2 separate regions of the Homo sapiens genome follow, and region 1 is linked to region 2. Evidence: read pairs that join two places in POLR2A ChIA-PET (ENCODE). Cell type or tissue: PC-3. All regions are shown on one strand. Links, peaks and the distances in the headings refer to the core of each region. The heading gives the core; the rest is flanking DNA. Region 1 has its middle 1.5 kb from the start of MIR3649. Region 2 overlaps ADIPOR2 (adiponectin receptor 2).

What was found. ChIA-PET counts read pairs that join two places held together with the same protein. Peaks named below come from ENCODE experiments on the same cell type or tissue, not always from the same donor. Only the 100,000 strongest peaks of a DNase experiment are listed, where the experiment ranks them.
Region 1: POLR2A ChIA-PET joins it to region 2 with 14 read pairs; 7 of 35 experiments call an interaction of 5 or more read pairs at or near these places.

The regions. Positions count from the first base shown.
Region 1 is chr12:1,660,405-1,663,307 of GRCh38, reverse strand. No RefSeq gene overlaps it. Among named protein-coding and RNA genes, the nearest start is that of MIR3649, 1.5 kb to the right of the region's middle. RefSeq lists silencers at 1,155-1,244, 1,335-1,434. In PC-3, for the core only: no CTCF peak of the experiment used is centred there; a DNase peak (open chromatin) is centred at 1,247; H3K4me3 peaks cover 363 bases.
Region 2 is chr12:1,749,382-1,752,284 of GRCh38, reverse strand. The region is part of intron 1 of ADIPOR2 (adiponectin receptor 2); the gene reads right to left. Among named protein-coding and RNA genes, the nearest start is that of ADIPOR2, 60 kb to the right of the region's middle. In PC-3, for the core only: no CTCF peak of the experiment used is centred there; no DNase peak of the experiment used is centred there.

The sequences.
Region 1 (2,903 bases), core at 192-2,691, 89 kb after region 2:
GCTCACGATCCTCACAGGGGACAGGGAAGACGCCACGATCTGCATTTTACCGACAGGAGGCGCAGGAACTTGCCGGAGATCGCAGAGCAGGTTCGTGCCCAGGTGGTGGGAAGCGACTCTCAGGCTGGGAGAGACACTGAAGGCCGCCCCGTCCAGCCAGTTGTTTTCCCCGGGGCTCCTGCTTCTGGACGGCCTTCCCAGACAGGAGGGCAGGCTGGGGCGGCCCTGCCTCCCAAGGGCCGCGCTGAGTGCCCAGTGCACCCCTTCACTCCGCACTCTGCCCCAGCGGACCCCCGGCTGCCTCATGTTCGCGGGCAGGTGCGCTGCGGGGCGGGGCACGGAAGAGCGGGCAGCCCCTCCCGGTTAGAGGCCCTCCTCCCGGCCAGGGCCTGGGCGATGCGCGATAAGAAAGGCAGGGTCCCCGTCCTTGCAGCTGGTGGGTGAGGGGCTAACCGAGCTTCAGGAAGCGCTGCTTGTGCCCTGAGGGAATCTCGCGGAGGGCGAGCGGAGCACACACCGAGTCCTCTCTCCCGACAGCGGACCTCTCAGGAGGGAGGCGGGAAGTGAGGAGGGGGAGGCGGGAAGTGAGGAGGGGGAGGCGGGAAGTGGGGAGGGGGAGGCGGGAAGTGAGGAGGGGGAGGCGGGAAGTGAGGAGGGGGAGGCGGGAAGTGAGGAGGGGGAGGCGGGAAGTGGGGAGGAGGAGGCGGGAAGTGAGGGGGAGGCGGGAAGTGGGGAGGGGGAGGCGGGAAGTGAGGGGGGAGGCGGGAAGTGGGGAGGGGGAGGCGGGAAGTGGGGAGGGGGAGGCGGGAAGTGGGGAGGGGGAGGCGGGAAGTGAGGAGGGGGAGGCGGGAAGTGAGGAGGGGGAGGCGGGAAGTGGGGAGGGGGAGGCGGGAAGTGGGGAGGGGGAGGCGGGAAGTGAGGGGGGAGGCGGGAAGTGGGGAGGGGGAGGCGGGAAGTGAGGGGGGAGGCGGGAAGTGGGGAGGGGGAGGCGAAGGGGCGGCGGAACCTCCGGAGGCGCAGCTCAGGCAGAGCAGGCCGCGGCCACAGAGGGCTGGGGCTGGGGGCGACAGGAAGTCCGGGAGGGGAGAGGAAGACAGCGGTGGGGCCGCGAGGCCGGGAATCAGGAATCTGGGCAGGGGCAAATTGGCCCAAGTCTGCAGTGTTCTTTAGCCAGCTCTGCAGTGGGAGAAAACAGGAGAGGGCTGGACAGCGGGCGGTGCAGCGGGGGAAGGGCGAGAGGATGCACGTGTGACTCGCTCTGCGCCCGCGGAGGTGCCCGTCCGCTGGCATGGCCCGCGGGGTGGGGAGTCGCTGCATACGGCCCCTGAAGGCAGCTCCCGGCGAGGGAGGCGGAGCCATTTCCCGAGGGCGGAGCTGCGGCCCCGCCCCCCGCCTCCCGCCGCCTCCCGCCTCCCCCCGCCCCCCGCCCCCCGCCGCCTCCCGCCTCCTCCCTGCCCCGCTCCGAGTCCGCCGCGAGGCCTTCGAGGGGAGAGGGAACTCGAGGCTGCTGCTGGGGCGGGGTTGGGGTGACTGGCAGTGGGAGAGCCAGGCAGGGGAGGGGCGAAGAGGAAGTCAGGGAGGGCACATAGCTCCGGGAGGGCCGTGCTGAGGCGGAGGGCGCAGCAAGGGTGGGGGTCGCAGTGGGCTGCAGGGGGATCGCTGAGCACGGAGGCTTCAGGTCCCGAAGGAGCGGTGGCGCGGTGACAGGGGCCCGGGCGCGGCTCAGCTCGCTGGCGGATGAGGGGCTGGGAGGAAGACGTCCATGCGCCCCGAACCTCAGTGCTTTGCAGAAGGGCCCCAGGGTGGGCGGAGGACAGGGACCAAAATGCAGAGAGGATGGTCCGGCTGGAGAGACGGGTGGGCGGAGGACAGGGACCAAAATGCAGAGAGGATGGTCCGGCTGGAGAGACGGGTGGGCGGAGGACAGGGACCAAAATGCAGAGAGGATGGTCCGGCTGGAGAGACGGGTGGGCGGAGGACAGGGACCAAAATGCAGAGAGGATGGTCCGGCTGGAGAGACGGGTGGGCGGAGGACAGGGACCAAAATGCAGAGAGGATGGTCCGGCTGGAGAGACGGGTGGGCGGAGGACAGGGACCAAAATGCAGAGAGGATGGTCCGGCTGGAGAGACGGGTGGGCGGAGGACAGGGACCAAAATGCAGAGAGGATGGTCCGGCTGGAGAGACGGGTGGGCGGAGGACAGGGACCAAAATGCAGAGAGGATGGTCCGGCTGGAGAGACGGGTGGGCGGAGGGCTGCAACAGTGGGGTGTGAAGACCCTGAGAGCAGCACCTCCCGCCCGCATGGGGCTGCCAGGAGGCGAAGAGCCTTTACCCAGAGGGTTTTCAACTGAATGACACTGTCAAAGAAAAGCCAGGATCCACTAAGGCAAGAAGTATTAAAAGTATTTTAGGGAAAGTCATTTAAAGCTCTATAACATTGTATTTTCATGGAATCTTCTAGATTCTTCCCCTAGAATCAGAGTTAGATTTTCCATTAAGTGAATGAAGCTCAAGTTTCAGGGCCTCTCCCTCGCCTTCTAAGGCCCTGTTCATAATTCCGTATTTGTAATTATTTAAACTGCCCCACCCTGATTATATAACTTTTAGGTCCCACAAAAGCTTAGCCAGTCTCTGCCTTAGAACTCCACGAGTTGGGAGGATGAACGAACTTCCACGTTTTGATTTCCAAACAATTTCCCTACCCTTGCATTGTTAAAAGATAAACAGGAATAAGTGTTCTGGCTGTGAGTGAATTTTTTTTCTTAACATGTTTTGGCCTGGATACTATCTGAAGGTGTTACCCAAGCAGTGGGGTGACTTTGCTGACGACACAGTTACTCAATACTCCCCAGCTCAGGGTGAAGGTTAGGTGGCACGTTGGCGGGACATGTGACTCACATGC
Region 2 (2,903 bases), core at 230-2,729:
TCCAGCCTGGGCAACAGAGTGAGACATTATCTTAAAAAAAAAAAAAAAAAAAAAGAGGCCAGGAGCAGTGGCTCACGCCTGTAATCCCAGCACTTTGGGGGGCCGAGACGGGCAGATCACAAGGTCAGAAGATCTAGACCATCCTGGCCAACATGGTGAAACCCTCTACTAAAAATACAAAAAATTAGTCTCTACTAAAAATACAAAAAATTAGCTGGGTGTGGTGGCGCATGCCTGTAATCCCAGCTACTTAGGAGGCTGAGGCAGGAGAATTGCTCGAACCCGGGAGGCAGAGGCTGCAGTGAGCCGAGATCATGCCACTGCACTCCAGCCTGGCAACTCCATCTCAAAAAAAAAAAAGAAAGAAAGAAAAGAAAAGAAAAATATCAGCACACCAAACTTTTCATCAGCAGGAGCTATATATGGAGGAATGTTGCTCATTTATGAGACTATAAACGCACGCTCAGGCGGGCACAGTGGCTCACACCTGTAATCCCAGCACTTTGGATAGCTGTGGCAGGAGGATCACTTGAGCCCAGCAGTTCGAAACCAGCTTGGGCAACAAAGTGAGACCCACCTCTACAAAAAAAAAAATTTTTTTAATTAGCCGGGTGTGGTGGCACGTGGCTCATGGCTGTAGTACTAGCTACTCAAGAGGCTGAAGTGGGAGGATCACTTAAGCCCAGGAGTTCGAGGTTGCACTGAGCTCTGATGGCATTACTACACTCCAGCCTGAGTAACAAAGCAAAGACCCCATCTCGTAATAAAAAAGAAAAACTGAAAAGCTCCATTAGTTAGAATTGTTTTGTAATCCTCATCTCAGAAGAAGAAATCAAATGACAACAAATAAGAGTTCCCCAATAATTTTTAAGGATCCTCCTTAAAATAAAAAGAAGAAAATCAACTCTCCAGTAAAGTCCTGAGATCAATATACATTCCTATCAATACTGTTTTCTAAATTGACAAGTATGATAAAATAAGAATGAAGAAAATAAAGTGCTGCAAAATCTACAAAGAAATCAAATATTGGCCACTCTACAGAAAGCAGGAAGGCCTATAATATTGACTTTCAACAGTAGAACTGTTGAAGTAAAAGTATTTATGTCAACCTTCAGGTTCCCATAAATTTAACAAAACAGAACACCCCAATACTAGAACACACTAGAGAACTGAAATTTACTATATGTTTTACTCTATTTGCATTCTACCTACTGAAATAAAATGAACTCCTACTAGCATGCAATGCCTTGAAGAAAAAAAAAAAAAGCAAACAAGTCTAAGAGTCTAAAGCCAGAAAATGGTATTACCAGCATTATTTAACTCTATCTTGGAAGTCTTAGATAATTAAATGAGGGAAAAAAATGAGTATAAAAATTGGGGGAAAAAAAGGTAAACTGTAACTATTTGCAGATTATATGACTCTTTTATCTATAAAATCCAGGAGAATCAACTAAAGAAAAAATTATAAATAAGAAAAATCATCAATGTGATGGGGCATAAAATTGATATATGGATTTCAACAGCCTTCATCCTAAAACCCCACAATATTTGGTCATTATGAAATAAGAATACATCACAATAGAAAAAAGATAAAACACTTCAAAACAAATCTTAAAATGTTACTGAGGATCTACAAAAAAAAATTCTAGAAATAATGAGTTCAGGAAGAATTCAAGATCAACACTCAAATATCAATCACTTCTCTTTTCTTTCTAGAGACACAGGGTCTCACTCTGTTGCCCAGGCTGGAGTGCAATGGTGCAATCATACCTCACTGTAACCTTGAACTCCTGGGCTCAACGGATCCTCCTGCCCTCCACCTGCCAAGTACCTAGGATTACAGGTGCACACCACCATACCTGGCCTTTTTTTTTTTTTTTTAATTTCTTGTAGTGATGGAGTCTCGCTATGTTGCCCAGGCTGGTCTTGAACTCCTGAACTCAAGTGATCCTCTCACGTTGGCCTCCCAAAGTGCTGGGATTAAAGGTATAAGCCACTGTGCCCAGCCATCATTTACTTTTCTATATATTAACAATAAACACGCAGAAACTGAAATTTTTAACAATACCATTTACAACTGCTCCATAGAAAATTAAATACTTTAAGTATACGCTTAGCAAAATACGTATAGGCCCTATATGCTAAAAATTCCAAAATGCTGATGAAATAAATCAGAAATCTAAACAAATACAAGAGACTGAGGCAAGAGGATCACTTCAAGACCAGGAGTTTGAGACCAGCCTGGGCAACAAGACCATGTCACTAAAAAAAAATTAAAAGTTAGCTGAGTTTAGTGGCATGCACCTGTGTAGTCTAGGTACTGAAGAGAATGTGGTGAGAGAACTGCTTGAGTCCAGGAGTTTGAGGCTGCAGTGAACTATGATGACACCACTGCACTCCAGCCTGGACAACAGCATGAGACCCCATTTCTCAAAAAAAAAAAAAAAAAAAACTAAACAAATAGCAATATGTTATACTATGTTCTCAGCAATATACTGACTCAGTAAAGATGTCAATTCTGTCCAAATTGTTCTATAGGTTAATACAATTCCTATCAAGATCCCAGCAAGGATTTCTGTAGATAAAAACTCATTATAAAACTTACATGGAAGGCAAAGCTCCAAAATAGCTAAAACAATCGAAAAAGACCTCACTGAAGGCCAACTACATAGCTAGTCAAGACTGTGTTGGTATGAGCAAAAGAATACACACATAGAGTAACAGAACAGAACAGAGAACCCAGAAATGACCCACACAAGTATGCCTGTTATTTTATTGTGGTGCTATGATATCTATTGGTCTTCTTCCATGGTTCCTGGCCTTAACTCCCATAGCCTTTATTCCAGTCTTTCATTATAATGTTGGAAGTGTTAGGCCTCAGAGGCAGGCCTCTTTCTCCTGCC